Regions from separate parts of the Homo sapiens genome. Here region 2 is linked to region 1. Evidence: chromatin loops called from intact Hi-C (ENCODE). Cell type or tissue: heart right ventricle. All regions are shown on one strand. Links, peaks and the distances in the headings refer to the core of each region. The heading gives the core; the rest is flanking DNA. Region 1 overlaps PLCB1 (phospholipase C beta 1). Region 2 overlaps PLCB1 (phospholipase C beta 1).

What was found. A loop is a pair of places that touch in the nucleus more often than their neighbours do. Peaks named below come from ENCODE experiments on the same cell type or tissue, not always from the same donor. Only the 100,000 strongest peaks of a DNase experiment are listed, where the experiment ranks them.
Region 2: it touches region 1 in a loop (2.7-fold over the local background); 2 of 110 quality-filtered maps call a loop at or near these places.

The regions. Positions count from the first base shown.
Region 1 is chr20:8,605,537-8,622,306 of GRCh38, reverse strand. All of the region lies in intron 3 of PLCB1 (phospholipase C beta 1), which reads right to left. Among named protein-coding and RNA genes, the nearest start is that of RNU105B, 220 kb to the left of the region's middle. In heart right ventricle, for the core only: no CTCF peak of the experiment used is centred there; no DNase peak of the experiment used is centred there; H3K27ac peaks cover 1,695 bases.
Region 2 is chr20:8,557,960-8,574,729 of GRCh38, reverse strand. All of the region lies in intron 3 of PLCB1 (phospholipase C beta 1), which reads right to left. LOC124904867 (a long non-coding RNA gene) reads left to right here. Exons shown (of 3, transcript XR_007067519.1): 1 at 1-4,108; 2 at 4,195-8,378; 3 at 8,746-9,703. Among named protein-coding and RNA genes, the nearest start is that of RNU105B, 260 kb to the left of the region's middle. In heart right ventricle, for the core only: no CTCF peak of the experiment used is centred there; no DNase peak of the experiment used is centred there.

The sequences.
Region 1 (16,770 bases), core at 4,095-12,094:
ATTGAAAGAATTTCATCAGATAGGCTACTAAGATTCTTTTTTTTTTTTTTTCCTGAGGCAGAGTCTTGCTCTGTCACCAGGCTGGAATGCAGTGGCGTGATCTTGGCTCACTGCAACCTCTTCCTCCCTGGTTCAAGCGATTCTCCTGCCTCAGCCTCCCGAGTAGCTGGGACTACAGGCACGCGCCACCAACCACCCCCTAAATTTGTATTTTGAGTAGAGACGGTTTCACCATGTTGGCTAGGGTGGTCTCCATCTCTTGACCTCGTGATCCGCCTGCCTCGGCCTCCCAAAGTGCTGACTCTGTTCAGTTCTCTATAAAAATGATACATATAACAACAAGTTCTTCTAATTAGTGACTGTGTCAACTACCACACCAGCTGTTCTGTATCTTCTTCCACCTATTTAATCTGCAAACTAACACAGAGAAATAGCTATTGTTATTCCAATTTCACATGAGGTGCTGAAAGATGAAGTAATTTGCTCAGTTTTATAAAATGGTGTAAAGGGAGATTTGAATCCAAGTACACCTGATGGTAAACTCTAAGCCCTCTCCATATCACACCGTGTTACAAAGTATATCCAATTTGATGCAGTTTATATAAAATAGTGCAAATAGTTCAATTGGCAGAATAAAACTTAAATAGCACTCATTCAAGTTACCTTGTTTAGCGATATTTTAGGCAGTTTGTTAAAAATATAAAATAATGCATATGAGAAATCAAAATAGGAAAGAAAGGTGGTCTCATGGAAGTGCTTGCCTTCCTAGCAAAGAGTCGAAGCTAAATGGTCAATTTTAATCATTATTTGTACAATCATCCTTGCTGAAAATAAAAGTGCATGAACTATAGCAATTTGAAAACTAGTCAATGGAAAAAGTAGTTAGCTTTTTCCTCCTCATTGAGTCAGTATTTGTCAAACTTAAAAATTCTAAAGTATAGACAACTTTTCAGCCATGTTTTAAACTATCCCCCCAGTCTTTTTGACATATGCTACCACCTGTCTGCCAGCAAAATTTGTATGCACAGCCCTTACCACTGCAATGCATAAAAAATCCACATGCCCTGAGGGGTAATGGTGTGTGCAAAGCAGACAATTAGGATCCTATGTGCCTTCCTGTTTAAACCCCCGACAAAGCATGAAAAGCATTATATTCCCCTCAACTTTCATCCAAGGTCAATGCTTCTAGCTATCATAATGACGCCTGTTTGTTAATAGAATGCACAGACACTTTTACAATGAGTCCGCAGCATCTCCCTAGTTGATGAGTTCTTTATTGGTGAGATTTAAGTTTTCCTATTTTGTAATGATATCTACTTCCTTCCATGGTACTGTGCTATAGTTAGATGTGTCAAAGGGGCTTCTAAAACCTCAGAGCATAATTTAAAATCAAACATATCAAAAAAGGAGGATGACAATTTATTAATAATGACAAACACGATGTTCCCTTTGTTAAGAAAATCCATCATCTATGCTGTGAGCTTTTGACACATGGAGGAAAACAGCAGACAGCCTGTATTCTGTTTCTTTTCTTTTCTTTTTTTTTTTTTTTTTTTTTTGGTGGGGGCAGGGGACAGAGTTTCTCTGTCACCCAGGCTGGAGTGCAGTGGTGCAATCTGAGTTCACTGCAGCCTCTACCTCCTGGGCTCATGCGATTCTTAGGCCTCAGCCCCCAAATAGCTGGGACCACAGGTGCACACCACCAGACCTGGCTAATTTTTGTATTTTTAGTAGAGTTGAGTTTTTGCTATGTTGGCCAGGCTGGTCTCAAACTCCTGGCCTCAAGTGATCTGTCCATCTCTGCCTCCCAGAATGCTAGGATTGCAAGTGTGAGCCACCGTGCCCAGCCAGACAGCCTGCATTCTGTCTGGCTTTGAGTTCCGGCTCTGTCGTTTGAAGAAATGTGAACTTAAAAAATTTTGTTAATCATTCTGTGCCTCAGTTTTCCAAACTGTGGGATGAGGATAATAGTAGTGTCCCCTTAAAAAGGTTATTATGGGAAATAAATGAATCATTATATGTTAAGGGCTGAGAGCCGCACATAACAAGTTGTGAGTACTTGAAAAAAAATTAATAGCTGGTAGTATACTTAAAATAAGTAATCAATCATGTCAGTCACCACAAAAATATATTAATTCTTTATGTACATGTGACACATTAGAGTTTGCAGATTTGATTTTGATCACCACACTAATGCTGTAAGGTGACCAGGCATTGCTATTATCATCCACCTTGAGGGAAAACTAAGTTGAAGCTCAGGGAATACAAGTTGCCTAATTTTCAAAGCTAGTTAAATGGAAGAACCAGACACTGAAAAGTTCTACAAATGAAAATGAAACACAATATGGGGGGAACATACTGAATACTTTAATCTCTTATAGAGACAAGAACATTTTAGTATATGTATGTATATCCATTTACTTACTTTGAGATTTGTCGATCAGTATGTATATTTGTGTGCACATTTAGGAATATATTCATGGTTTGTGTATACTTGACTACCTATATTCTAAACATTTGCACTTTAATTTTGTTTTTCCCTTAATTCATTTTTCCATGGGAAGCTTAATTTAAAGAGTGCTAAAGGACAAGTCATTTCTAGATCTTTTCAGTTCCTGGTTCTTCCATTTAACTAGCTTTGTAAATTAGGCAACTCATATTCTCAAAGCTTTAACAATGATAATAGCAATGTCTGTTCACCTTATATCATTAGTGTGGTGATCAAAATTAAATCCTCAAACTCTAATGTATCACATGTACATAAAGAATTAATACATTTTTGTGGAGTCTGACATGATTACTTATTTTAAGAATGCTATGAAAAAATGCAGTGAAATAAATGTTAGCTTATACTTATCTTTTTCTTTTTTTCTTTTTTTTTTTCTTTTTAGACAGAGTCTTGCTCTGTCGCCCAGGCTGGAGTGCCGTGGTGCAATCTTGGCTCACTGCAACCTCCGCCTCCCGGATTCAAGCAATTCTCCTGCCTCAGCCTCCTGAGTAGCTGGGATTACAGGCACATGCCACCACGCCCGGCTAATTTTTGTATTTTTAGTAGAGACGGGGTTTCACCATGTTGGTCAGGCTGGTCTCAAACTCCTGACCTCATGATCCATCTGCCTCAGCTTCCCAGGCATGAGCCACCGCACCCGGCCTCTTTTTCTTCTTAAAATTATAAATGATTGTAGGAGTTAAAAGGAGCGAGAAAATTTCCCACCAGTTCACTACAGGTAACTGAAGGAGTTTGAAGTAAATGGGTAATTTATCTATAAAGCTAAATATAGATGTGAATACGTATTTGCTGAAAGTTATAAAAATATTCTAAGAGTAAATACTATTTGATTTTCAGATTTATTTCCTTTGTTTTATTTATATACCTTTTGTGTTACTCTAGATACACATGGGTTAACTATATTCTATAATACATAAAAATCAATAATATACCATCAGAAACACAGGGATATAAAGATCTTAACAATTCAAAGCCTTGATAAGGTTTGATGTCTACTTTTATAAGGAATAACTAGTTGCATTTAAATAAGCCCCGTCTTCAATATGCCTTTGTGTGTGTGTGTGTGCTTCTTTTGAGGTGAAAGTAAGAAAATGTCTTCTAAAATGCCTTACTATTGATCCATCAAAACACATTATACATGAAGACCAAAGTTGTCATCTCTAAGACCTCAATTTTCAATAAGAAAAAAATTGTCTTGTGAGTTATGTGATTGTGTCTATTGTTAGTTATGTTATATGATTGTAAAAGCTATCACCAGAATTGTTAGTGCAATTCTAACTTTTTTTTTTTCCTTTTTGTGGAAAATGGGGTCTCACTGTGTTGCTCAGGCAGGGCTTGAACCACTGGGCTCAAGCTATCTTCCCACCTCTGCCTGCCTAAGGTGTTGGGATTACAGGTGTGACACACTGCACCCAGCCAGTACAATTCTAAATAGGGAATAGAAAGGAAATTTAAGGAGTGTAAAGCTCTCTTAATTTTAAAAAAATTTTACAAAAAAGCAGTAAATATTCCCAGGACATTAGTCACTTCTTTTAGTTGTTGGCCTGCACTGATTAATTTTTAGGCAATTATTTTTTCCTTTTGTTCTCAAATCTCGTTCACTTTTTTCACATTTTTCTCTTCATCTCCCTCTTCACAGCCATCATTTCTCTCCCCAACCAATATTTTCCCAGAGGATTTTTAAAATCCTTTGAAAACTGGGAAGTCAAGTGTTCTTGCATCTTCCTAAGAAGATATTTAATGCATGAAATATTTTGAAATGAATTATAATGCCACCCATTTTATATGAAGAGAATTCAAATCATCCTATTGTCAAGAATTAACTCAAATTATTATACTTCTTGACTCCTATAATTAATTTATTCAAATATTTTCTATATGGTTAATTTATACCAAACACTATCTTAGGTACTTAAAAAATAGCAGTATATGATATGGGATTAAAAAGATATATATATAACCTTTTTTTCTCAAACGAGTCCCACCCAATATGTTTTTGTGAAATGTAGTTTAGAAGAAATGTGGTTTAGACGATTGGAAGATTCACAATTCCACTTCGACCTAAGATTTCCTAGTATTGCTAGGTAATTTCAACAATGAAGTACAAAAAGACAGATTACATTGGGCCATGAATTGGTTGCCTCTTGTGGTATGCCGGTAAATGTTCAACAACAGGCTTTTAACAAATCAAAACAAACAATAAATAACAAAACCAAAAAACCCAAAACAACAACAACAAAAGCCTCCAAATCCCCGAATGTTAGCATTTACTGTTTTCCATGGTGTAAATACTCCCAACATAGCCAATTTCAAGCCACCCTGATGATCTCACTGAATTCAGAATTGAAAAAAAGATCAAGTAGCACACAATTTCACCATAGAGCTACAAGACTATAAATAGCCTCAAAATCATACTTAATCATAACATTTAATAAAATAATTAGAAAGTGATGAGTTTTGAGTATTCATTACCTGCATTTTTAGTATAATTTATTTAGCTTTAAGTTTAAATTATTTAATTTATCATAATGGCTGTGTGTATCAATCTGTAGCAAATTTAGCAAACATTTAACAATTGGCTCTCATGAACTGGTACAAGCTGGCTTCAGCACACTGCCAGTTACATTTACAGGTGGTCTGTAAGTCTTAAAACTTAGTAGAAGGATGACTCTATGCTCCTGGGAAACAGGAAAAGGCCTCAGTTTGAACAGCATTGCTCCAAATCTCTTATTGGCATCAATTTTTAGCTCCCATCTGGCTTTCTTCTTCCCAGCAGGAGATTGCATCATGAATGCTTTCAAGATCTCTCTCCTTAGGCCTTCTCTGGGATACATAAATAGAATCCACTCTGAGTATTCCCCAAGAATAGTCCTGTTGGGCCTAGCCTCCTGGGCTCTATATCTCAGATACAAACTATTCTTGGGGAATACTGAGTGCAGTACATACAGTACAGTCCAACTCAAAGGGAAATGTAATTAGGATATTTCACTATAAAGTTTGATGACTTATGCAGCTTTCTCCTCATGGGGGAATCTGTTTCTTTAGAGAGGCTCTGCTGTTGACCAGTGCTCCAAGATTCTTTTGTAGAAGACTCAGCATTTTCCTTGTGCTTGGGGGCATCTGTCTCATGGTCTTTATTCATCCAGTAAACAAATATTTATTGAGCACCTACTATTTATCTGGCACTGTGCTAGTTAATGGAGCTACATCAGTGAACAAAAACAGATGCTTACACCCTGGTGGTGCTTACATTCTGGCAAGGAAACGGGCATTAAATTAATCAAACAGCCTCATTAATGTGTGCAAAAGAGTTTAGTAGGTGAGTCTAACATAATTAATGAAATCAGAGAGGGCTTCCCTAAACAAGCATATGATGAGTTGAAATTTGAAAGATGGAGAAGAGTCTTAGATGAAGGAGGGTTTAGTAAGAAGCACTTCAGGCAGTGGAGTAGCATGTTATGCAAATTTCTTGTGGTAGGAGGAAGAGCAGCAAGGATGAGAAAATTAAAAGCTAGTAGAGAAGGTTGGGTGAAATGAAGCTGTATAGGTAAGGAGCCAGATTCTGCAAGGAAGTAAGGTTTGTTCTTGTCAAGGCATTCTAAGCCCTCAAGCAAGGGGAAGCCACCAAATGGCTTTAAACGGGGGAAGGATGGAATGTGACTTGCTAGAATATGGGGGACAGATTTGGAGAGATATGTAAGAGGCAAAATCAGCTTGACTTGATGTTGGATTCAGTTTTGGGGTTGAAGAAATGGAGGTGTCAGTAACAACCCTCGGTTTCTGAACTGCGTAACTGAGAGAAAGGAGTTGTAGTCAAGAGAGGCAGGGAGATCTGGAGAAGGACCCTGTTGGGGAGGAGTACAGGGTATGATTATGATTATGAGTTTGGTTTTTGATATGCAAAGTCTGAGGTGCCTTTGGGGCCATCCCTCCTAGGAGAACATAAATGTAATTGGAAAGGTTTTATGTACCAGGGTATGGTATAGAACACAAAGCCCCTGATTTCAGTTTTATTCCGGAGAGAAGTTCAAATACAGCAAAAGCAACTTGCAGAGCAAGATGTCAAGTAAATTTGTTACACGTGCTCCTCTTCCATGGATTTCAGGTCATTGTTCTTTAATTCTGAAATTTTTTTCCCTTTGATTCTTGTGTTAAAGTCATTTTATATTTATCAAAATGTTGTCCAGGAGAGCCAAATAAAGTATGTTCATCAAAGAATGGTTTCTAAAGGGATTCAAAGAGAGGTGACACATTTTGGATAAATCTCAGAAGGTGGATAATAACAAAGATGTCTGTGCATTGTTGCATTCAGTAGGGAAAGTGGATACTTGAAAATAAAGGCACTTTATCAAAAACATTGATTTCTAAAGCTATTATGTTTTGTGAAGGTGGTTTTGAATAGTGATTTGGAACAAAAAAAGCATCTCCAAAGCGTGATGTATTAGATGGTCCTCTACATATAACAAAAGAACTATAAATCACTGTCTTCCCTATAAATTTGATTTTCCCAAACCCAACTGATTTGCAAAATTCTTAAATATTTTAGTACATTCAAGGCAACATATATAACAAAAATCATTTAAGGACATTAGACAGAACAGTATGCAGCTTTTTAAAGTAATGTTTATGAAGAGCTTTAAAGAATAAGATACAATGCTTATGGTGTATTAGATATAAATACAACATTAAAAACATGTACATATTGTCATTCTGTGCAACTATGAGCATTTAGAACAAAGACTGCAAGGAAATACAACATAATATTAACAATGCTTATTTCTACATGGTGGAATCATAGGTGAGTTTTTTCCAGATGACAGAACCTTCTGAATATGAATTAATTGCATGCTCATAAAAAGTTCAAGCAATTTAGAAAATTAAATGAAATTAACTCCAGATCCCACTAGCCAGAAGCAACCATTAAAAACATGGTGGAGAACATCTTTCCAGACCAGTGCTGTCAACAGAAATTTTTGGTGATGCTGGGACTATTCCAAATCTGAGCTGTCCAATATGGTAGCCACTAGATACACATGGCTATTGAATACTTGAAATGTGGCTAACACAATTTTTAATTTGGTTGAAATTAAATTAATTCAGATTTAAGTAGCAACATGAGGCCAGTGTCTACCAAGTTGAATGGTGCAGTTGTAGACATTTCTCTACATAAACACACACACACACACACACACACACACACACACACACACACAGAATTTTACATAACTAGAATCAAAGTAAACATATTTATTTGTAACTTGACTGCTTACTGATATACTGATAAAATATTTATAAATATAGAAATATATTTCCCTCTTAATTTGGTTCTGTAGTATTCTACTATATAGATGCACCATAATTTATTTAACATATTTCTCATCATTGGACAGGTTTTATTATTATAAACAATGCTTCAATGAGCATCTGTGTGTGTGTATGTGTATATGTGTGTGTATATATATATATAATTGAATACTTGAATGATAATTTACTTAGGATAAATTCCTGGTGTGTAATTGCAGGGCCAAAGGTATTGATATTTCAACTTATCGTACCTACAGCATGTGAGATCACCAACATGGGTTATTGACAATTTTTTTTTATCTTTGATAGTCTGCTGAAAAATAATAGAATATCTTGTTACTGTTTTTATTTGTGTTTTAAAATGACTAGTTATTGGAAATATATCTTCTTATTTATTGGCCATTCACATGTCTTTTAGAGTAGAAAGAGTTTGTTAAGGCTATAATCCCCCTATTCAAGTAGGATTTATTTTCTTATTGATTTATAAACAACCTTTTTTTGGGCTGCTTAAGTGTTTATTGACCCTTTGCCTGATATATATGTTGTAATATTTTTTTCAAATGTATCATTTGGTTTAATGTCAAATGATGTGGCATTTTCTCCTATAGAAATTTAATTTTTTTATATTTGGTTCTATCAATATTTTCACTGTAATTTTTCTGATTTATTGCCATGTATAAAAAAGCTTTCCTTACCTTGAGATTATAAAAATATTCAATTTACAGGAATTTATTTTCTCTTCATCATTTTATATACTTTATAAATGCTTACAAGACCATGAACTCATTTCCTTACTATAATATTGAGAAAAATATAAAAATAAAATCATTTTTCAAAACAACTAAGAATCAAGTTTTCTTTTCAGTGGGAATTTGTGCTGATAGTTTCTTTTCAATCTATACATGAGGACTTACAAATGCTAAACCTTTTATAAGAATCTTATGACATGGATTGAAAGTCACATATTAGCACAGAAGGGAGCCACCTATTAGACTGTCTTCTGAATTTCCCCTTGTGAGGTATATTTTGTACCTTGTAAGTTCAAATACAGCAAAAGCAACTTGCAGAGTTGCTAACAGACACGGCTAATGTCCCTGAAGTTCAGTACCCAAATGTTGTCCATTGTTAAACTCATCACCCCCAGAAAACCCTGAAATGGCTCTGCAATTGTTATGCTCTAATACCTGAGCACTTGAATAAAAATATCATAATTGATAGTTGTGGTCATTGATGTCATTTTATATGATTGCTGTTTAGGCTAAGTGTGTGGCACACAATTCCTTATACATAGAAGAAATTATGAATTCAGCATGGTATTGGACAGTATTGGGCACTTCTTGTGGTGCCTTTCAACATATTATTTTTTCTTTTAAATAAATAAAGAGACGAGCATTTACACATTTCATGTATGCAATAGAGCCAATATCCACAGTTCCAAGCTCTACTGCTTTATCATTAAAAATAAAGCAAACAGAATGGGCTTGTACCCACCCACACATCTCACATCCAGATCTGTCTCTGCTCACTCATGTGTTAAGCTGGGCCATGTCTAAGGGTAACACTGAAATGTGGTTATCTAGTTAGAACCCCAAATTCTTCCTGAAAAGTCATTAACAGATGGTGACTTTCTTCAGATTGTCTCAGAAAATGTCCTTCTTGCGGGTACAGCTCAGGGGTAGAGTATTTGACTTCAGAAAATGTCCTTCTTATAGAAAGAAGTATGGCTGTGTCATTAATTAGGTTGGTAGTTCCATTTTTGTGTAATGAAGCTCTGCTAGGGAAGGGGCTTTAAGCTCTCAAGAGCACAGGGGAGGCTATGGAAACCTAAACAACCTGATACATGTGGCTCAATCAGTAACTGGGGCAGAAAGGTCTAAGGTAATCTACAGATCTATGGGGTTTAGTGGATGCGCGATAATCCAATGCACCTATGGAGCACAGGACATTTAATCCCTATGGAATATGTAAACCAGAGTGTAGTTGGACTTCCTGGTGAAACCTCTGGAATTTTACTACAGGGAGTTGGGTTAAGCAGTGAAACAACCATTGTTGCTATGCCACCCTTCCTCCATCCAATGGACGGCAAAGATGAGGGCTTGAGAGCTGCCTTCTTCAAAGCTGACTTGTGGATCTTTATGTCATAGAATCCCAGGAAAACTCTGAACATTTACTGAAGCGACCTCTCCTACAATAATTGATTCACCTATATGCAAATGAATGTTCCAGGAGCTCTACCAATACCATAAACATACTTTTTCATTTGTGTTTTTTATTCATTCAACAAACTTTATGCCTTTATTGCCATTTTCTATACCAGGGTTATGTTTATGAATGTGGCACAGTCTTTGCCCTCAAGCTTCTAATGATCTGGTAGAAGAGGAAAATACGTAGATCCTTTTAGGACAAAGGGATAAATGCTTTTGGAGCACAGAGAAAGGCCAACTAACTGTTTTTAAGGAAGTTACAAACTTCCTTAAAAGCTAGTTGGTTTTTCAACAGAGAAAACTTGAGGTGAATATATCTCTAGTTTGTTTTATTTATCCTTTTAGAGACAGAATCTCCCTCCATCATCCAAGCTGGAGTACAGTGGCACCATCACAGCTCACTGTAGACTCTATCCCCCGGGCTCAAGCAATCTTCCTGCCTCAGCCTCCCGAGTAGCTAGGACTGCAGGCATGAACCACCATGCCCAGCTAATACGTCTCTTAAAAGTTTGCAGATATAGAAACAGTGCCAAGGGAATGTTCTCAAACTACCACTGGAAATACTAAGAGAATTGATTGAAGAGTCCCTGAATGTTTCCTGCACGGTCAATAAAACTCTGTAAACTATTTCATCAATAAAATGTTTTTTAGTTGATATTACTAGGCCTCCTGGTTATCCTAGTCCTTATAAAGAAATTGTTTTTATAGGCTCAAGAAGTAAAAAACATGATATAGCCATGTTTTTAGAACTGAAAGGACCTTTTTATTATTAAAATAAAGTCATAATACAGGCTTCTTACATTTTAAGGTAATCAACCCAGACTGACTAGGTAACTTGATGTGAATGAACTGACTATAGTGAAGCCTTTTTTGGTGATCCCTTTATTAACAATTACTGATGTCGTTTTAATTTTAAACCTTACTTAAGAATTTTTCAACACTTAGGCTTAAGCTTATCAAAACCAAAGTATTTCCCTGAATTTTAAAACTAAGAATTAAAGAAGATGGTGCCCAATGGCACCATTTTAGTTTCTTGTATACATGTTTTCTTAGCCTTCAAAACACAATATTTTTTTCCTTAAAATAGAATTTTACATTCACAAAGAGCTTGGCACATATATAGGTGTCAACCTCTATCCCACTTCATCATTTCATCCTTACCTTCTATAAATAAAAAGTAAAATAAATAAAAGTAAAATTTTAAGTATAAATTTCCTTACTAATATAAATCCTAGGTTGATTTTCCTAGAAAACCTGAAAAGAGATACATTTCTTAGATATTTATAGTTTACCATTTATTTAAGATTTTTCTTTAAATTAGCAAATTTCATACATTAAAATATGTTTATTTAAAATAAAACTTCTCATCATTATCATAATGAGCTTGGACCCTTACCTCACACTATATGCAAAAATCAACTTGAAATTTATCATAGACCTAAATGTAAGAGCTAAAACTCTAAAGATCTTAGAAGAAAACCTAGGTATAAGTCATTGAGATCTTGGGTTAGGCAATGGTTTCTTACATAACCAAGAGGACAAGTAACAAAATAAAATATAGATAAATTGAACTTTATAAAAAACAAAAACTTCGTGCTACAAAGGACACTATCAAGAAGGTAAAAAGACAACAAAGAGAATGGGAGAAAATATTTATGAATTCTATCTGAAAGGAATTTATCAAATAAACTGCTGGTGGGAAGGTAAAATGTCATAGCCAATTTGGAAAACAGTTTGCAACTCCTTAAGATGTTAAACACAGCCATCATATGACCCAGCAATTACATTCTTAGGTATATACCTACGAGAAATGAAAACATGTCCACACAAAAGCTTATACCTGAAAGTTCATAGCAGCATTTTTCATAATAGCCAAAAAATAAAAACAATCCAAATGTCTATCAACTGATGAATGGAAAATCAAATATGGTATATACATGCAATTGAGTAATATTTGACAATTAACAGCAATGAAGTACTGTTATATGCTACAACATGGATTAACCTTGAAAACATTATGCTAAGTGAAAGAAGCCAGTCACTACATACCAGGTATTAGGTTGGTGCAAAAGTGATTGCAGTTTTGGCCATTACTTTCACAAGCAAAAACATCAATTACTTTTGCACCAACATAATTTTATATGATTCCATTTATATGAAATTTCTAGAATAGTTAAACACATAGAGACAGAAAGGTAAATGGTTACCAGGGTCTGGGAAGAGGAAGGAGGGAAGAATGCTTATTAATGGGTAGGGGGTTTCTTTTTGGAGTGATGAAAACATTCCAAAATTATATACTGATGCTCATTTTACATCTATGAATATACTAAATATACTAAAAACCACTGAATTGTTTACATTAGAAGGGTTAATTTATTGGTGTGCAAATACAGATATTCACCCTAAAGTACCTGTGCACCCTTTGTGATGTGTATACCATGCTTTCAAAAAAGTTGCTTCAGAACACATGTATGAAGCTGGCCATGGTGGCTGACACCTGTAGGTGGCTGACCACCTACATAGTGGGCCGAGGCAGGAGGATTGCTTGAGCCCAGGAGATTGAGATTTCAGTGAACTATGATCGCACCACTGCACTTAAGCCTGGTTGACACAGCACGACTCCCATCTCTTAAAAAAAGAACCATGTGTAAATCATGGAATTCAGTGTGTTTGAAGAAAACTTCAAAATATTTTTACTCTTGACAGATGCTCAAGTTTTCTTGGCCTAATAATAGGTGGTAAATTGAAGAGAAAAAAGATGGTTAAAATAGCAGAGACTGACTAGATAGATGCGTTGGAGCCAGCAGTCATAACATGCACAGCTTTTGAAGGACACATTTAGCTTGGCATAAAGACTTTTAATTCTTAACTCTCTTAAACTGTACCTCACTATTCTTGCCTCATCCAAGTGCTGGAGCATTTTCAAACTTTTAATCTCCTCATTCTGATGCTCTAAGTCACAAATATTAATGTTTGAACCATGTCTTGTATTTTTGGGAAATGTATAGTTATGACATAAGTCAATCTATTAGGTTGATGTAAAAGTAATTGCAGCTTCTGCCATTGAAAGTAATGACAAAAACCGCAATTACTTTTGCACCAACCTAATAAAATCTGTAGCCTCATTTCCAATAGCTAAGACTATTTTTGCTCTGTTGACATGCCTACTGCATATATGAAAAGTTGGAGGAAATTAACACTTTCAAATCAATAAAGTTTTTCTTATTTTGGCAGGGAATAAGAGAAGGGCATTTAACTTCCCCTTAGCTCCGAAAGCCCTAGGGATGCTAGGGCCAGTTTGCTAGGGTATATTGAAAAGATTAAGATGCTTATATTTATACATCTCAATACATTTCAGGAGCTAATAGTGCCAAATTACAGAGGCCATCACTGTTGTGCAATTGATGATTGCTGCAGTCTTCTGATTATGGTAAAATAGTGAATTCATTCAAATTTAAGAAACTATAATTAAAATAAAGCTCTATCTGGAACCCAAATAATTACCTCTAATATTTTTATTTCTTATCCTCATTCCTTCATTTATTTATTCAGAAAATGTTTGAGTTGCTACACTGTGCATGTTGCTATGCCAGCTGACTCATATTTGTGTTTTCACAAAACACATTTATGAAACATTTTATAAAAGTCATTAGTGTCTTATGCAGGAAAATACCCTATAAATCTAAGTATCCTTATCTAAATATCAGGAACTATTTTCTTATTTGAGTTATTTAACAGATGTCACATGATAATGTAAGGCTATCTAATTTGGGTGAGGAATGGGACGTTACATGATAAAGTATGTTTTGAGGCAAAACAAGTTTGCCCTGTGGGTATACCCTTTTCCTTGAAGCCAGAGTTGATTTCCAGCTCATTTTAAAGTCCATTTAGGTCCTTGAGTAAAGAGAGTAATTTTGTTTATCAACCACATGGTAGAGCCCCAAATCTTTACAGAATCCCAAAGCTCATTTTCAAAGAAATTTTAAATTTGCCTGTGATATTAGGTCCTAGACTATGTAAAAATGGAAGCTTTTAAGTTACACATATTATTTAAATTTTGTGCTCTCTCTGGCTATTTTAAACATGTATTTATGGTTTTATTTTTTAAAGAAATAACATGCATGCATTAAAGAGCACAGAATGCATTAATTTTAAGTACACAACTTGATGATCTCTACATTTTACACATCCTGTAATCACACCCAAGTACATAGAGATAGAGCACACACTCCCAGCTCCCTGTATATTCTAGTCATTAAAAAAATTGTTGGACGAGTAAAAATTGTATATATATATGGTGTACAACATGATGTCTTGATACATGTATTCACTGTGGAATGGCTAAATCAAGCTATTTAACATAAGCATTACCTCATATCAGTTTGGGGGATCATTTTTATATCTAACTTTTAAAAATTCTAATTCTTAAATTCCTCAGTCTATTCATTTTTAAAATCATTCTGACTATATCCATTCATTCACTCACTCATTCATGCAATACATATTTAATGAAGGCAAAACATGTGTCAGGCACATGTAAATAATGCATATAATGCTTACAGGTAGAAGAGCAATAAACACACAACTGTAATGAACAAGAACATTTCAGAGAAGAAGTCAATGATGAAAATAAAATGGGGTAAGGTAAAATAATGAGTGGATTGGGGTAGGAACATTAGATAAAAGAAAAAGGGGCTACACCAAAGTCTGGAGAAGAGAAGAAAGTTCCAGGAGGTGCTGATACCTTGGGGTGGGAACGGATTGGCTTGCTCCAGGAACACAGAGTCCAGAGAGGCTGGAACATAGCAAGAGAGCGGCACAGTGATCTGTGATGAGGTGGTTGGGGCAAAGGGCAAATTCTAATCCAAGTCACAAGGGCTCTTAGAGGGATGGAGTTTAGATTTCTATTTGAAACACAAAAGAAGTCCATTAGGTTTAATGCAGGGGAGTGAAATGATTTAATTTATATTTTTGGAAGATCACTTTGTCTGCCAATGTGCAAAACTGGAGGCAGGAAGCCAATTAAGATGCTATTTCAACTGAGTCTATTTCATGGAGGTTGGACTAATGTGAGGTCTATGGAGATGGAGAGAAGTGGATGCGTTGGATGTAATTTGGATATGGAGGCAACAGGCCTGGCTGAGGAATGGGATGTGGGACTGTGGTAAATGGTGCTAAGGGAAAGAAAGAAATTCAGGAGAATTCCCTGGTTTTGGCATTATAAATGGGGGGTACTGTGTTGTTATTTATCAAGCCCGATATTAGGGAAAGCTATGGATTTAGAATTGGGAACCATCTCCTGCCTAAACTGTTAGAGCAACTCCCTTATTGGTGTCTACTTTTAGGCATGCTCCCCAACAATTCATTCTAGAATTGTAGCAATTACCAAAACTGATCCAAAAGAAAGGGAAATTTTTAACAACAGATCAAAAATTAAGAAAGACCTTGAAATACTTTTCCAAGTGTTGTTTTAAAGAAATGTTTAGGGCTCATAAAGGTTTGAGAGAAATTCTGTCAATCTATCACAACAAGGATAAATTCTACATTTAGTAATAAAATAAACAGATGCAGAACTTTTTAATTTTATGAAGCCATCAAGTCCCTCATTCAAAGCCTGACAGAATTGATGTAAGCACAGACAACATAGGCCATCTCACTTACAAATATAATTGTAAATATCCTAAAAAAGACACTAGCATATTGAGTTGGGTAGATAGGGCACTAATAATAATTGTAATCATACTAGTGGTAGCATTAGGGCACTAATAATAATTGTAATCATACTAGTGGTTGTCATATAATATTGATGAAGTTTATTCCGTGTCAGGCACCTTGTGGATTTTTTTTTATCAGTTTTTTGAGGGAGATGCTGTTACTGGCTTTCTTCTTTTAGAGGAGGAAATGAAGGCACAGAGAGGTTAAATAACTTGCTCTGTTTATGCTCCTGGTTGGATAATCTTATTTTGCAAATCCATGGAGAAAGTACTGTGTTATTTAATAAATGATAAAAACATGTTTTAACTGTTTGGAAAAATTGACTTAGGTCTTTTTACTATCTCACAGATCACATTGATGTTCAAATAAAGCGTTAAATGTAAACAACAAAACCATGATGATGAAACTATAGGAAAATTTGTACATAATATTGGAATAGGAAGGCAACACTATGAAAGAGAACACTGAACATAAAATGTTTACAATAGCAAAGTCATGGAATCAAGCCAAGTGCCCATCAATGGATAACTGAATAAAGAAAATGTACTATATGTGCACTGTGGAATACTACACAGCCATGAAAAGAATGAAATCATGTCTTGTGCAGTAAAATGGATGAAATGGATGAAGCTGGAGGCCATTATCCTAAAAGAAATAACTCAGAAACAGAAAATCATATACCACATGTTCTCACTTACAAGCGAGAGCTAAACCATGGGTACACATGGACAGAAAGATGACAATAATAGACACTGGGGACTCCTCATGTGGGGAGGATGAGAGGAGAGTGAACGTTGAAAAATTACCTATTGGATATGATATTCACTTTTTGGGTGGTGGGTACACTAGAAGCCTAAACCTCAGCATTATGAAACTTGTCCATGTAACAAATCTGCACATATACCCTGAATCTATTTTTTAAAAAAGAATGAGAGCTTTTTTCTTTAAAAAAAAAAAAAAAAAAGAAAACACCAAACATAAAATACATGTTAAAATCAAAATTAACAAAAATACAATAAACTGGAAGAACAATTTGAC
Region 2 (16,770 bases), core at 4,811-12,810, 48 kb after region 1:
CTCCAGTGGGGAAACTCTGAGGCTTGTATTTGATCATGCCTCCCAGTTTCCAGTGGGATTGACTCTGGTTGCCCACAGTAGTAATGGCTTGATAACATATCCTTTATTGACTACATCACTTCCCTTCCTCCCTTCGACATACTTCTAATGCTGTTCCCTGGGAACTTCTTCAAAATAAACGATTTTCATTCAAGTCCTTGACTCAGGACCTACATGTGATGAAACTGATTAAGAATAATAAACACTTAGTATTTCTGTTTTTTTCTGTGACTAAAATTCCATGATCCTCAGATACCCTCTTCTTAAACACAGCATTTTTTTGTTTTGTTTTGAGAAGGAGTCTCGCTCTGTCACCCAGGCTGGAGTGCAGTGGCATGATCTTGGCTCAGTGCAACCTCTGCCTCTTGTCTTCAAGCAATTCCCCTGCCACAGCCTCCAGAGTAGCTGGGATTACAGGTGCTCGCCACCATGCCTGGCTAATTTTTGTATTTTTAATAGAGATGGGGTTTCACCCATATTGGTTGGTCTTGAACTCCTGACTTCAGGTGATCCGCCTGCCTCAGCCTCCCAAAGTGCTGGGATCACAGGCATAAGCCACTATGCCAGGCCAACCACAGCATTTTAAATAAGATTGTTCTTTGGCCTTGATTCCTTCTCTTTTGCTGTGTAAACTAATTGCTGGAAACTTTTGAGCTCTAATTTGTATGTTTCAAACACAAAGTAGTCTTTAAAAACAAAGTCATAAAGAAAACCTTAAAAAAATCTACATTTATCTTTTTTTCCCTTTTGCACAATGTCCATCAGCTGCTAGCTGCAAAAATGTAAATGTGTAATTACCCTGAAATAACAGACTTACAGAAGCATGGAATTCTTGGCCTTTTGTTCTGTTTTCATTTGTTCATGGCCTGAAAGCCATGAAGGAAACTATCACTGTAATCACCCACTGATACTCCAAAGTCCTGCTTGGAGAGAAGCAAGAAACCAGAAGGAAAAAGCTCTTTATGCCTTTGGGAGCTCAGAGTAAATCTTGATTAACAGAGATCAAAGTGAAAGCCAAAGTCATTTAGAACTTGGTCTTTTTACAGAGAGGTCAGAAGGATCATTTGGCCAGAGTCTCACACTTTGAATTAGAATGTGAATAATTGGGACCTCTTGTCCCTGTTGATGGTAGTAGCATGACAAACTGCTTTGCAAAACAGAGGTATGTGTATATACTAAACACTCATGAATATATAGTTTACAATAGGTTCAGAGAATGGAATAGTATGCAGCATTGAAAATAATTGCTGCCAAACATATTGACATCATTCCCTTGATACCCCATCCTTCGGCAAACACAGCACCATTTCTCTGTTCCATTTCCTAGTTAAAGTTCTTGAAAAAGTTGTCAACATTGCTGTCTCCTTTCTCACCATTCATTATCTCCTGAATATTCACTTGAATGTTTGTCCTCCTTTTTCTAGAGAGGCTGTATTCACCAAGGTCACCAATGACCCCTATGTTGGCAAATCCAATAATGACATTTCCTTTCTCATCTTGCTTGACATCTCAGTAGCTTTCAAGATAAGTGATCATATCCCTCTACTTTAACTATTGTCTTCTAATGGGTTTTAGAATTTTGGACTTTCCTGCTATCCTCCTACTTTTCTGGCCATTCCTTCTCAATATACTTTTCAGGTCCACGGCATTTTGTGTTACTGGAGTGTCTAGGATTCTTTTCTGAGAAATTTTCTTCATCTGCACACTCCCTGTAGGTGGTCTCACCCTGTCTATGCCCTAAATATTAAATATATAAATACTAATAATTCCCAAGCCTACATCTCCAAAAATGACCTTTCACCAGCTCTCCCGACTTCAATATCTATTTTTTACACATTTCCACATGAATGCAGGGCCAGCTTCATGAGTGTGAGGCCTCTGCAGTCACACAGGGCCCAGTACTCAGAAGGACCCATGCTTAGTTTAATGTTCTGCAGTCATTGTCCTGAAATTCTCCATCATTTTATCTTTGAGCTTGTGTTTTGTAACTGAAGTCTGATCGAACAATGGAGAATGCACATAAGCAGAGGAGATATGTGCAAGATACATGTCCATTGTTCTTTGCTGCCCTGCTCACATATTGAATTTGCAATGCTCGGGTGCACAGAATGTCCATGGATCCACAATGAGAGTTCAATGAGGCTCAAACCAACTACATGATAAAAGTGTTACATCTCCAGGTTCTCACATCTATGAAAAGTCATGCTTTCCATTAGAATCAGAACTTGCTTCAAATGCAGAAATAGCATTCTAAAACATGAAACACCAATAATCCTAATCATTATGTGTTATTTCTATTAGCCAACCATTACACTGAATATAATGACATAGAAAAAGTGAGAAAGATGGAACAACCCAGAGTTCCCCTTCTTTCCAGTCCTTCCTTTCTCATAAGTAAGCTGAAGGTACAGAAGGCTGGTAGGGTGTTCATGTATCAAGAAGTAAAATAAAAACAATGATACTAGTTTTGTACAGTAGTTCCTCTATCTTGATAAGAACAAAAAACATAGGCATGTACTATCTATGAAATGTGAATTGTATAATTTTTGTGATTCTGTATATAAATTAAATGATTAAAATGGCATTTTATTTGCTGAAAATAGCATTGCACAATGTAAGAATGAATGTTAAAACTCGTAATAAACAATTTTAATTTTTTTTTACTTAGAATGACATTAAATAGTAATTTTTAAAAAAATACCATTACCAGTCAAGAGAGAGATTGCAGAAGAAAGAAAAGTGTTCTATTTTAGTATCTTTATTGGCACTTCCCCCATTGCTTTTTGGAAAAGGGCCCCTCAGTTTCACTTTTGGAGTGTGCCAGCAAATATGTAATCAGCCCTAATGACTAACAGACACCCCGAGCTTTAAATGTCCATAAAGTGTTCTTAGTTCTTCCCTTTCTTTCCAAATCTTCCCTCGTTTTCCTCATCTTGGTCACAGCCCATCAACCCACCAGTTGCTCACATAAAATAATTGAGTTAGCCTTTATTCCATGACTTTCTCCATCAGTAGGACATAGGGCATTATCTCCACACAGTATACATCAGGCCTTCCATTCCTCTCAATCCTCTATTACTCTTTAGTTCAAGTCGTCACCATCTCTTGCCTAGACAAGTACAGGCCTGAATTTCCTGTTGTCTCTCCACAAGCCATCTTATAAACCATCCTCAAACAGATCCTTTATTTTTTATTTATTATTTTTTTTTGAGACGGAGTATCACTTGGTCACCCCGGCTGGAATGCAGTGGCATGATCTCAGCTCACTGCAGCCTCTGTCTCCCGAGTTCAAGTGATTCTCCTGCCTCAGCTTCCCGAGTAGCTGGGATCACAGGTGTGTGGCACCACGCCCATCTAATTTTTGTCTTTTTGGTAGAGATGGAGTGTCACCATGTTGGCTAGGTTGGTCTTGAACTCCTGACCTCAAGTCATCCCTCTGTCCCAGCCTCCCAAAGTGCTGGGATAGGGATTACAGGCGTGAGCCACCATGCCTGGCCTCCCAAACAGATTTCTAAAAAACACAAATAGGTATTTCCCTTTTTCTACTAAAAACATTCAAATGAGTCTCCTTGCTCTTTGCATGACACCCAAATTCCAACCATTGTCTCCACAGTTTTACATGACCTGGTGCCTACATACCATTCCACACTCTCTTTATTCCATTCCACTTTTCATACACCATGGCTCTGCTTCACAGGACTTGTGATTTCTCCAAAATCCCAGGATTACTTTGACTTTAAAGCCCTTTTGTACTAATGAGCTTTCTTCTCTGTGTGCTCCAGACCCCTGATCTTTGCCTGGATGGCTCTTCTTTTCATACAGATCTCAGCTTAAATGTCTCCTCCTCAAAGAGTCCTCCTCTAACCACTCAAAAGAAAACAAAATACACCTGGTTACTCCAACTGGCACCTTGCTTTAGTTACTTCATACCATTTTTCCTGATCATGAACTCATTTGCTTATTGCCTGTCTTCCTTCACTGGGATTTCAGCTCCGTGAGATCAGGGACCTTAACTGTCTTATTTATTGTTGTTTCTGGGGTCTCTAAGATAGTGTCTGGAACAAAGTAGGTGTCAGCTGCGTGAGATCAGGGACCTTAACTGTCTTATTTATTGTTGTTTCTGGGGTCTCTAAGATAGTGTCTGGAACAAAGTAGGTGTCAGCTGAATGAGTAAATAAAAAAATTAATCAGCGTGGTAAGTGCAGTTGTGTTTCCTCTGTTGATGGGTGTGTTCGTATATATGTATCTTTACATATATGCACCCACATGCAAAAACGACATATATACCTATATATATTCATATATTACCGTAGATATTGGCATTGTCTCCTCTTCACCCACTCTCTACCTTCCTCACTGGGTGGAAGCCACAGACTTAGAGGGGAATTGACTCCACCACTGTTGCAGAGGGGTGCCCTGATCTGCTTACAACCAATCTTATCCCCCAGCCACAGTTTTGGGTTCACCGACAGGCTTGTAGCTGATAGTAAGATGACCTCTGAAATTTTGTTCAATGGTTGAGGGATAAAAGCCCTCATTCTGACCCTCAGTGTGAGCATGGAAGCATCTAGTTTCTAGTTCTAGTTTCTGTTGGCATCAAAATGACAACCAAGAGGACAGCCTGCTTTGGCATGAAGCAAACATTAAGGAAGAGTGAAGAGAAACAACCAGACCTTTAATGACCTGGTTGAGCTGCTGGCTGGTTCAAACCTGAAGCCCAACCCTTGGGCTTTCTAGTTACACAGTTACATGAAGAAATATATTTCATTGCTCAAGCCAGTGAGAGTTGGATTTTCTGTTCCTTGCAAATAAAACATTGTAATTGACACTGGTAGTAAATTTTAATCACTATTAGCCTTTTGGATGTATTTCCTTCCAGTAGTTTTTAATGCTGTTGAAAAATAAGATAGCTGCAACTGGAATGCATGTATACTTTTGTGCATCATTTTTCTACTTATTGTTACAGTATAAGCATTTATTTTCATGCTAATACTTACCTTAACAACCCTAATCTTATTGATTATAAAAATATCAGTGATTGCATACACTATAATCTACTTAATCATTTCCCTATTTTTGTGGACACATAGGATATTGTCACTCTCTTCAAGTTTTATTTCGTTTCTTTCATACTTATATCCTAGAAATTTAATCATTAGGTCAGTGTATGTGAACATTGATTTACCTATTGAAACACAATGCCAAGTGGCTTTTAAAAATAATATTCTTAGTACCAACAGTACCCTGCCATATTAGGCTTTATCACAGTTTTATAAAAATTTGATAATTAAATACCCCTCAATTTGGATTAATCCTGTTTTAATTTCTGATTACTAGACAGTTTGGATAATTTCTGATATGTATTTTACTATTAACATTTATCTTTTGGGGAAATACTTGTTTACTTTGTAGTTGGATTTTAGAGACAGCTTTTCACCGTGGCAGATGTAGTCAGTGTCCTGGCAATATTTTCTGAGTTCCCATCATTCCTACGATGACTTTCGAGGCAAACAACTGAAGCTTTCTGCCTAAAGGCACTCTTGCTGGTGTCCAGTAGGCCCAAGTATGGGATGAGCAGCAGTGGTTGAATGAAAGAGCATTTCAAGGGAGAGCTCCCTTACAAACCAGATGCATCCATCAATCAAAACCTGTTGGTGGATAACTACCTCTGCTCCCTTGCCCCTCATGTGGGATAACAGTAAGATCTGTGTTATAACCTCTCATCCCCAATACTCCAGTGGGATTAGCTTCCAGTTGTCCACAATAGTAACCTGCTTGTTAACTCACACCATATTGGCTGCCTTGCTGCCTTTCCTTCTCTCTATTTCTCCCCGCTGTACTGGTGCTTGTTGACATCACCTTCCAGATAAACTCTTTGTACCCAAAAGTGTCTCTCAGTCTTTGGTTCTAGAGAATCCACCTTAAGAGAGCCATCAAATGAGATTTACTTTAGTGCAATGACTTAGGTGCTTAAGAATACTTGCTGAACATTTGAATTCTTCCCTACTCTGTGTAAAGAAAAAAAAAAATTCAAAATAAAGCAGTTCACTTTTCTTTGGAAATAAGCAGGAATATTTGATACAGTGTACACTGGTCTTTTAAAACTCTTAAAACACTTTCAATAAAAGGGAGCAAAAATAACTAATGATTTTTATGACTTTTAAGCTAAAAGGAATATTTATTCATTCTATATGTGGATTCAGAACTTTGTTTTTCCTTCTGTGGGGTACTTCATGGAGCTTTTGAAAAGTACAAATTTTTTTCTCCACAGGCTTTAATCATTATGCTTTAAGGAAATCTTTTGAAATGAAGGCAGCATATGTTGCAATAACTAGGCCCTTTCATTAAATTCATCCCTTAAGAAAAGCCCACGCAGTAACTGATTTTTGACCTCTGTTCAAATAGAACTTTGGCTAGAAAATTCTCAGAGGTAAAATACCAACAGCAATAGGAATGTTTCATATTTTAAAGTTTTCCAGTAACCACAATACACTTTATCCAGCATATATTTGGTTTGGGCTGTTTGAAGTTCACTTGAAGTTTAGACGGTGTTTTAAAGATTGCATGAATACCCTGTTTTCCAAGAATACATGACCCATTTTAAGGATTGATAATACAAGAAGAAATTCTTCTTTTAAAGAAAAATGTGTTGCTAAGACAATATCACAACTATATATCAATGTCCTTTCAAAACACTGCATTTTAGAACTTCTGACTTCTTCAGATTTCCAATTTGGTTATGAGATCTGAAAACTTAACTGATAATAGATTCCCTTTAAAGTATAAATTGACTTCAAAGTCACAGCTTTAGTTGCTAAGTCGCAATTTCTAAGTCATGTCTTTAAAAATTTTTAACAACTTCAAATGGACATTTCAACATTGGTTGCTTTTAAGTAGAGAAGGAACATACCACCTACTAATGATTTTTTTAAAGTATTTATTTATTTATGTGTTTTAGAGTTGGAGTCTTGCTATGTTGCCCAGGCTAGAGTGCAGTGGCTATTCACAGGCACCATCCCACTACTGATCAGCAATGAAGTTTCGACTACTAATGATTATTGCTAACCTATGTTAAATTAAAGTTTCTGATGCATGCCAGTGACATTGGTTTTATATGCATGATGATGTTCACTCAAAATAATTGGAATTTTGGAGGGAAGATTTTTCCCATTACTATTTTAGAGAGATTTTCCATCAAGATCTTGATGTATTGGAGAATACTAAACTTATGAACATCATGTTCCCAGGCATTGGGTTGTCCACAGGGGAGAATGAAGTGAAGACTTGGGTATCCGGATAATTTAGGCTAAAAACTGTTAGTGGTCAAGTAGAAGGGGTTCAAGACAGAGGGGGAAATGGAATTAAATTGCCACAGACCTGTATCAGAGTCAACATTTTAGCACCCCTCCGCTTTTAACTTTAAGTTAAAACTCTAGTACTTGCTCCCAAACTTGGCCCATCGTCCCTGGAGCTCAAGTTCTGGAACACACAAATCAAGAGGCTGCTGCAGAAGTCCGTGACATTTTAACTGGCTGAAAGTGCTACTGCTTTGCAGTGTTTGTGAGGCCAGTGCCCAGGCCAATATCACACAATGGCCTGAGATGCCAGTAGTGCTCTCATTGAGAAAAATTAGATGTGATCTGATCAAGTTATTCAGCTAACTGACTCAGGATCAGAATTACGAGTTCTGTTATATTTCCTTCTACCTTGCAATTCTGGATTAATTTGCTATTGCATACCAACACAAGGAACCCTCAAGAACAAATGACACCTAGCAAAATTATAGTATCAATATATTCTTTTGCCAGTAGGGTCACAGAATAAATCATCTTCTGTTGATGCTGTATGTCATGAATGTGTAGTTTGAAAAAAAAAAAAAAAAGAAGTGATTTATAATCTCAAGATAGCTCAAGCTAAGTAACCGAAGTGCAGAAAACCTAAAACAGACTTCACCACCTGTAAGTACTATAGATATGTAGCCATATATCATAGCCAGTTAAGCACTAAATTTATGTTACAACACCAGGAACATTCCAAGGAAATTCAATAATATCTATTTATTAAATTCAGTGCTATGATTACCAACCAAGCAAAACAAAGCTGGAACATATTCCATGGAAAATCTAACTGCTCAAAAGATGCCCAACAGAAATGTTATGTTTATTTGGTGATATTTAAATGATGATCATCCTCTCATTCATATTCACATGCTTCCTAAAAAATGTTGTTTTTTACATTCCACAGGATAAGTCACACTTCATTTCTCAGCTCTGTTCGACTTTGAAGGTGCTAGAATATCTGTTATCCTGCTTATTAGAAACAATCAACTTTTTGACAAGGTAAACACTAGGTTCACATGCTGAAAACCCGATAGAAACTGAGATGATTCGTCCACCCATTCACTTGCTACATTAAGCAAATATTTTTAATATTTAATGATTGTTTCCACCTGTTGATAAGGCACAATTTTCATCTGAAGTAAGCACAATACCTAAGTAGATAGTAGCCTGTTGTAAGGCAGTCAAATATACTTTGTAAAATTGCACATAGTTTGGGGTCTTAGAACTAATTTTTAAAATTTAAAAGCGATGATTTAAAAATTCCTACATCATACTTTAATTATATAATTGATAGCAAATACATAATGAGATGAAACTTTTGAACTGTTGATTTTTTTAATATATAATGATTAATTTTCCTTCACAGGGAATAAATTCAGAAGAGGAATCCAGCGCTGCTGTGGTGGCTTTAGTCACTAGTGCACACACTTCTTGTAAATTTCTGCTCTCCCATCCTTAGCAATGACATCCAAATGCAAATTTGCCTAAATCCAGTCCAAAATGGCAGTTGGAACCTCAATCTTCACCTCCGTTTTGCAGGTATCATGAAGGAGGAAATGACTGAGGACAAAACACAGGTTCTGGGGTCTATATCCTCTTGAGAAAAAAAATCTTCCTTAAAGTCCTACCTTGCCACTTTTACTTACACCACATTAGTCAGAATTAGTCACATGGCTACTCCAGTCTTCTAGCTGGTTACATTTCCAGAGAAAGGAGAGGAAAGCTGTTGGTTAAACAGATATACCATATATTTCTGTTTGCCTATTCAGACCCACTTTCTTTTTTTTATTTTTTATTATACTTTAAGTTCTTTATTATATAATACTTTATTATATTTAAAGTATAATAAAGTTTATTATACTTTAAGTTTTTATTATACTTTAAGTACATGCGCAGAATGTGCAGGTTTGTTACATAGGTATACACGTGCCATGGTGGTTTGCTGCACCCATCAACATGTCATCTACATGAGGTATTTCTCCTAATGATATCCATGCCCTAACCCCCCAACCACTGACAGGCCCCAGTGTGTGATGTTCCCCTTCCTGTGTCCGTGTGTTCTCATTGTTCAACTCCCACTTATGAGTGAGAACATGTGGTGTTTGGTTTTCTGTTCTTGTGTTAGTTTGCTGAGAATGACGGCTTCCAGCTTCATCCATGTCCCTGCAAAGGACATGAACTCATCCTTTTTTATGGCTGCATAGTATTTCATGGTATATATGTGCCACATTTTCTTTATCCAGTCTATCATTGATGGGCATTTGGGTTGGTTCCAAGTCTTTGCTATTGTGAACACTGCCGTAATAAACATACATGTGCATGTGTCTTTATAGTAGAATGATTTATAATCCTTTGCGTATATACCCAGTAATGGGATTGCTGGGTCAAATGGTATTTCTGGTTCTAGATCCTTGAGGAATTACCACACTGTCTTCCACAATGGTTGAACTAATTTACACTCCCACCAACAGTGTAAAATTGTTCCTATTTGTCCACATCTTCTCCAGCATCTGTTGTTTCCTGATTTGTTAATGATTGCCATTCCAACTGGTGTTAGATGGTATCTCATTGTGGTTTTTATTTGCATTTCACTAATGACCAGTGATGATGAGCTTTTTTTTCATATGTATGTTGGCTGCATAAATGTCTTCTTTTGAGAAGTGTCTGTTCATATCCATCGCCCACTTTTTGATGGGGTTGTTTGTTTTTTTCTTGTAAATTTGCTTAAGCTCTTTGTAGATTCTGAATATTAGCCCTTTGTCAGGTGGATACACTGCAAAAATTTTCTCCCATTCTGTAGGTTGTCTGTTCACTCTGATGGTAGTTTCTTTTGCTGTGCAGAAGGTCTTTAGTTTAATTAGGTCCCATTTGTCAATTTTGGCTTCTATTGCCATTGCTTTTGGTGTTTTAGCCATGAAGTCTTTGCCCATGCCTATGTCCTGAATGGTATTGCCTAGGTTTTCTTCTAGGGTTTTTATGGTTTTAGAGCTTACATTTAAGTCTTTAATCCATCTTGAGTTAAATTTGTATAAGGTGTAAGGAAGGGATCCAGTTTCAGTTTTCTGCATATGGCTAGCCAGTTTTCCCAACACCATTTATTAACTAGGGAATCCTTTCCCTATTGCTTGTTTTTGTAAGGTTTGTCAAAGATGTAGATGTGTGGTGTTATTTCTGAGGCCTCTGTTCTGTTCCATTGGTCTATATATCTGTTTTGGTACCAGTACCACACTGTTTGGTTACTGTAGCCTTGTAGTATAGTTTGAAGTCAGGTAGTGTGATGTCTCCAGCTTTGTTCTTTTTGCTTAGGATTGTCTTGGCTACGTGGGCTCTTTTTTGGTTCCATATGAAATTTAAAGTAAATTTTTCTAATTCTGTGAAGAAAGTCAATGGTAGCTTGATGGGGATAGCATTGAATCTAAAAATTACTTTGGGCAGTATGGCCATTTTCACAATATTGATTCTTCCTATCCATGAGCATGGGATGTTTTTCCATTTGTTTATGTCCTCTCTTATTTCCTTGAGCAGTGGTTTGTAGTTCTCCTTGAAGGGGTCCTTCACATCCCTTGTAAGTTGTATTCCTAGGTATTTTATTCTCTTTTTAGCAATTATGAATGGGAGTTCACTATGATTTGGCTCTCTGTTTGCCTATTATTGGTGTATAGGAATGCTTGTGATTTTTGCACATTGATTTTGTATCCTGAGACTATGCTGAAGTTGCTTATCAGCTTAAGAAGATTTGGGGCTGAGACAATAGAGTTTTCTAAATATACAATCATGTCATCTGCAAAAAGTCAAATTGTCTCTGTTTTCAGACCTACTTTCTAGCTTCTCCATATTGCACTGTGTCCAGGAGACAAACTTCTCTGAACCGCATCAGCCAGCCTTCACCTCCTGGCTTCCTTTTGAGTTTGGACAATGAAACACACCAAGAGGAGGTTGAGAAGTGGGAGGAGAGAGATGATGGGGTCTTGAATCTTCCTGCTGTATCTAAGGACAGAGCCCCTGTCTATAGATGGGAACTAAATTTTTTTTCAGCTGAGACTTTTTAATTAAATTGATTGCTTTTTTTCTACTTGGTAGGGCTATACTACTTCCACCAGAACCACATCATTTTTAAAAAATCAATTACTTGCTCCTAATTCTTAAGCAAACTTTTTTGTTCACTGTATAAATGCAAGTCTTATTTGCCAACACACAAGGACTACTCCAATTGAGAATTTTCCAAATTGGCTACTTTATTACCCAGTGATTTATCATAATATGCATACTGTTTTGGCTGTCAGTATCATACATCTACATACTATAAGTCTCATAGGTTTACACACTATAAGCTACAAAAGGATTCACTTTTATTCAAGTGGTAGAGGTAATGACATTAATGGCCTACACCATGGTCAGCAAACAGGTATTTCATAAAAAAAGTGAGTGTGTGCTTCAAAAAGCCAGACCTCAGTTATGTACTTTTCCTGATTTAGAATCTTTTCTAGTTTGTAAAAATAGTCTATCACCCAAAATATCACCAAAGGTAGTAATTTGAGATTAGAAATATTTTAGAAATTATTTCATTTCAGGTATTATTAATGTTAAGATGACCCCCACATGAAGTCATATTACCAAATTACTTATAATTTCAGTTGGTTATATTTAAACTGGGGTTTTGCTTATTAAAAATGCCATCTACTTTTTTAGAATGCAATTTTAAGTCCACAGAGGAGCGCCAGTGTACTGTTTGGCTGAAAGACTGCACACCATTCTGTTAGGCAGGCTGGCTTCACACAAATATCAATTGTTAATTATCACATGGCCAGAGCAAATGGGATTGCCTTGGCACTGTTACTTCTTAAATAGGCAGCAAGGAACACTTAACCGGCTTTCTGCCGGAGCACAGCTTTTACTGAGAGAACCTGCTTCTTTTTCCCAAAGTCCCCAGGCACATTTTTGCCTTACCTGGCCACAGGCAAAGTACTGCTTACTGTAAAGCAGCAGCTCTTAACCACGACCAAACATTAGGACCGCTGAGCAGCTTTTCACACTCACATAGTGTGGACTGCATCTCAGCCCAAGTATATTAGAATCCTACAGTGGGGTCTTGTCATTACAATTTTTAAGGTGCTCCAGGTGATTTCAATGTACAGCCAAGGTTGCAAACAACTGCTGTAAAGAAACGAGGCTAAAGATGCAAGTAGGATGTATGGAGGAGCAGGTCTTAATTTCTGCTTCCCACTGAGGCAGCCCCTCCGTACTCAGCTCTGAAAGACTTTGGCTAAGCTATGAGTTCACTTAGCGAAGACCGTTTGCTCTTCTCTATCTTTTTTTACTCAAGGGAGGGTCTACTAAAAGGAAAAAAATAGCAAGCTTAACTAGACTTTGTTCAACCTCATGCCAGGGGAGTTTTTTGCTGCAAGAATATAAAATTGACCTAGCTCTATAATTTTAGGTGATGGGTGGAGGGAATAGGCTTATTAGTTCTTATATGTAGATTGTAGTGAACATTCTTAATTTTATAGAGAAAAACACTATTAAATGTCAGCTTGACTATCTTGAAAGGATTTCTAGTCAATTACATCGGTAATCCTTATGTCAATTAGGTTAGGGTATAAAGAAGACTTATTCTATAAATTCCACTTTCTAATTGCATCTGTTAATGAAATTTAATCCTCATGCAAATTGAGCAGTTGAAGCAAATTTACCAAACACAAATGAGGAAAGTTAATGTGGGGAGGGAAAAATAAATTAAAAACATCACAAACCCTGTTATTTTCACTGATAGAATTAAACCATAGCAGTTCTTTCAATGCAATGTATCAAGACAGAATAGAAAGAGACGCTTGAACTTCTGCTTGAAATTTCAGACTCATTGTATTTTGTTTCAACTCTCCAGTGCATGGGTCTTGGCACCCACTTGGATTAACTAAGAGGAATGTCTTCAACTGCTCATATCCCGACTATCTTAGAACAGATAAAGAATGAGTGCTCTAGGGTTATCTATAATCCCCCTGCATGAGTTGCAAAACTTAGTTATACGGTTCATAATTATATTATGTTCTAAGTTAAAGATACTAAATTTTACAATAGAAAATATTAATCTAGTTCTATTCCTTTAGACTAGAAAGTGTATCCACAAACCACCACAAAATGTTGAACCACACACAGGAGATTCTAAGTGAAATACAGATGAAGAGACAAATTCTCTCCACTAACGGTCTTCAGCATTCTACCTGGAACAGTCCCTGCCAAGTCCCAGATCATCTCTCTGTGGCCATTTTCCCATCATCTGGCTTCTAGATAGGACTTTGATTCCTCGTTCCATATCCTAGTTTATCACCACTTTTTCTCCTTGAGCAGTTTAATTCTGCTGACTAGGAAGGTCCTTCCAGTTACAAGCCTAAATTATCCTGCTGAGATCAAGTTTATTCTTGTTATCTTTCCTCAGTGAACATGGAGAAAATCCGACAATGCCACCCATTTTACTTATTATTTTTAAAAGGTTATTCTGTGGCTTAAAGAAATTTTTTGGCAGAATCTCAAATTACACATATATGATCCATATAAAAATACACACATATGGTCAAAGACTGGATAGGAAAAATGTATGATTATAATAGACATACTATAGTGGTAGGTTATGGGAGACTTGGTTTTCCATTTATGTTCCTGTCTGCTTCTTGATAATTTAAAAGGACAAACAAAAAAAGATGACATTTAAAATTACCTCTCTCCTTCACTCATTGTATGTTACCTTTGCTTAGATGGAGTTCAGCTCTGGTTAAACTTTCAAATTAGTTGAACAACACTAGACGTTTTTCAACAATACTAGTGCTGGGGCTCAATTCTCAGAGATTCTGATTGCATTAATCCATAATGCTTTCTAGACATCAGTATTTTTTTTTAAAACCTTTCCAAGTGGTTGTAATAAGCAGCCAGAAATGAGAAGTGGTTCTCAGCTTTAGTTCTGTATTAGAAACATGTGAGAAGCTTAAAAAAAATCCAGATGACCAGGCAACTCCCAAGCAATTTAAGTCTGAAGATGAGACCTAGGCCTTGGTATTCTTAAAGCTCACAGGTGATGTCAATGTACAGCCAAAATGGAGAATCCATGACTTAGACGGGTAGTTCTCAAAGTTCGGTCCACAAACCAGCAGCATGAGCATCTCCTGGAAGTTTGTTAGAAATGCAGGTCTTAGGGCCTCACTCCAGGCCTACTGAATCAGACACATTGGGTGAGGCTCAGTAGTTTGTATTTTCTATCAGCCTCCCAGGGGATTCTCATATAAACTAAAATTTGAAAGCTACTGACTTGGACTATAAAGTCTACAATTACAGGGGCTATAATTACTGAGATGTGTATCTCCAGAACTTAGCACAGGGCTTGTCAAAAGTAGGTACTCAAAACTTGCCTCCTAAAAGAAGGAAGGAAGAAAGAAAGGTAGGAAGGAATTTCTATGTTATAAAAAAAGAGGATTTGCAGAGTTATACACAATGAAACTCAGAGAGGTAAATTAAACTGAATTAGTACAAGACCGACCTAGGCTCATTCCCTTTTCTATATCAAACCTTAAGCTCTTAGGTGCATATATGTTTTCAATTGTTTTATATTCTTGATGAATTGCCCCATTTATCAATACATAATGTCCTCTGCCTCTTGTAGCATGTGTGACCTAAGGTCTATTTTGACTGATATTAGTATAGCTATTCTAGTTCTCTTTTAGAATTTGAATGAAATCTCTTTTTACATTCCGTCACTTTCAACCTGTTTGTATCTTTGGAGCTAAAGTGAATGTGTTGTAAACAGCATAGACTTGAATCTTCTTGTTGTTTTTTAATCTGACAATCTCTGTTTTTAATTGGAGAGTTTAGCTCATTTACATTTAAAAGTAATTATGGGTGAGAAAGGATTTACTTTTGACATTTTTACTATTTGTGTTCTATATGTCTTATCTTTCCTGTTTCTCAATTCCCCCATTACTGCCTTCTTTTGTGTTTGATTTTTGAAGTATACTTTTCATTTCTTTTTCTGTATATTTTATAGTTAATATTTTAGTAGTTATCCTGGGGATTACAACTAACATCTTAAACTTATAATCTGGCTTGATTTAACACCAACTTAACTTCAAGAGTATACAATTACTTTGCTCTTATATTCTCCATATCTCTTTCTTTAAATTGTTTTTGTCACAGACTATATCTTTATACATTGTATGTAAACTAAACTAACATAGATTTTTATTCATCATTTGATATATCTGTCTTTTAAATCATATGAGAAAAAAGAGGGGTTACAAGCCAATAATACAATAAAATAGGCCTTTTTATAGGACTATGTATTTACTTTTAGTAGTGTGTTTTATTTCTTTTGTACACCTTTAAGTTACTATCGAGTTTGCTGACATTACATCCTGAAGGCATCTCCTTACCATTTCTTGTAGGACAGGTCTACTTGTGAAAAACTCTATCAGCTTTTATCTGGAAATATTTTACTTTTTTCTTAAATTTACTTTTTTCTTAATTTTGCCAGGTATACAATTCTTGGTTGACAGGTTGTTTTTTCCTCCTGTTTTGGCATTTTAAATATACCAATTGCTATCTTGCCTCCATTGTTTCTGATAAGAAATCAGTTATTAATTTCATTGAAGATCATTTGTATGTGATTAATTGCAACTCTCTTGCTAATTTCAAGATTCTTTGTCTAGAGCTTTCAACAGTTTGATTACAATTTCTCTTAGTGTGGCTGTCTTTGTATTTATCCTACCTGGAGTTCATCAAGCTTCCTGAATGTGTAGATTTATGCCTTTTATCAACTTTGAGAGTTTTACAACCATTATGTCTTCAAATATTCTTTCTGCCTTTTTTTCTCTCTCCTCACTTCCTGAGACTCCCCTTACATTGTTATGCTTGATGGTGTCTCACAGGTCTCTTGGGTTCTGTTCATTTTTCTTTATTCTTTTTTTATCCTTCAGTTCTTTGTCCATGGTTTCATTTATCTTTTTGAGTATATATAACAGTTGATTCATTTATATTTATTTATTTAATTCTTTATTTTGTGGATACATAGTAGGTGTATATATTTATGTATTATATGAGATATTTTGATACAGGCATGCAATGCATAATAATCACATCAAGGTAAATGGGATATTTATCATCTCAATAATTTATCCTTTGGCTTCAAACAATCCAATGATATGCTTTTAGCTATTTTAAAATGTGTAATTAAATTATTTTTGACTATAATCACCCTCTTGTGCTAACATATACTAGATCTTATTCATTTTTCCTATGTTTTTGTACTCATTAAGCCTCACTACTTCCCCCTCCACCTCCCTACCCATTATCCTTCCCAGGCTCTGGTAATCACCCGTTTTGTAAGAGTTGATTTAAAGTCTTAGTTAGT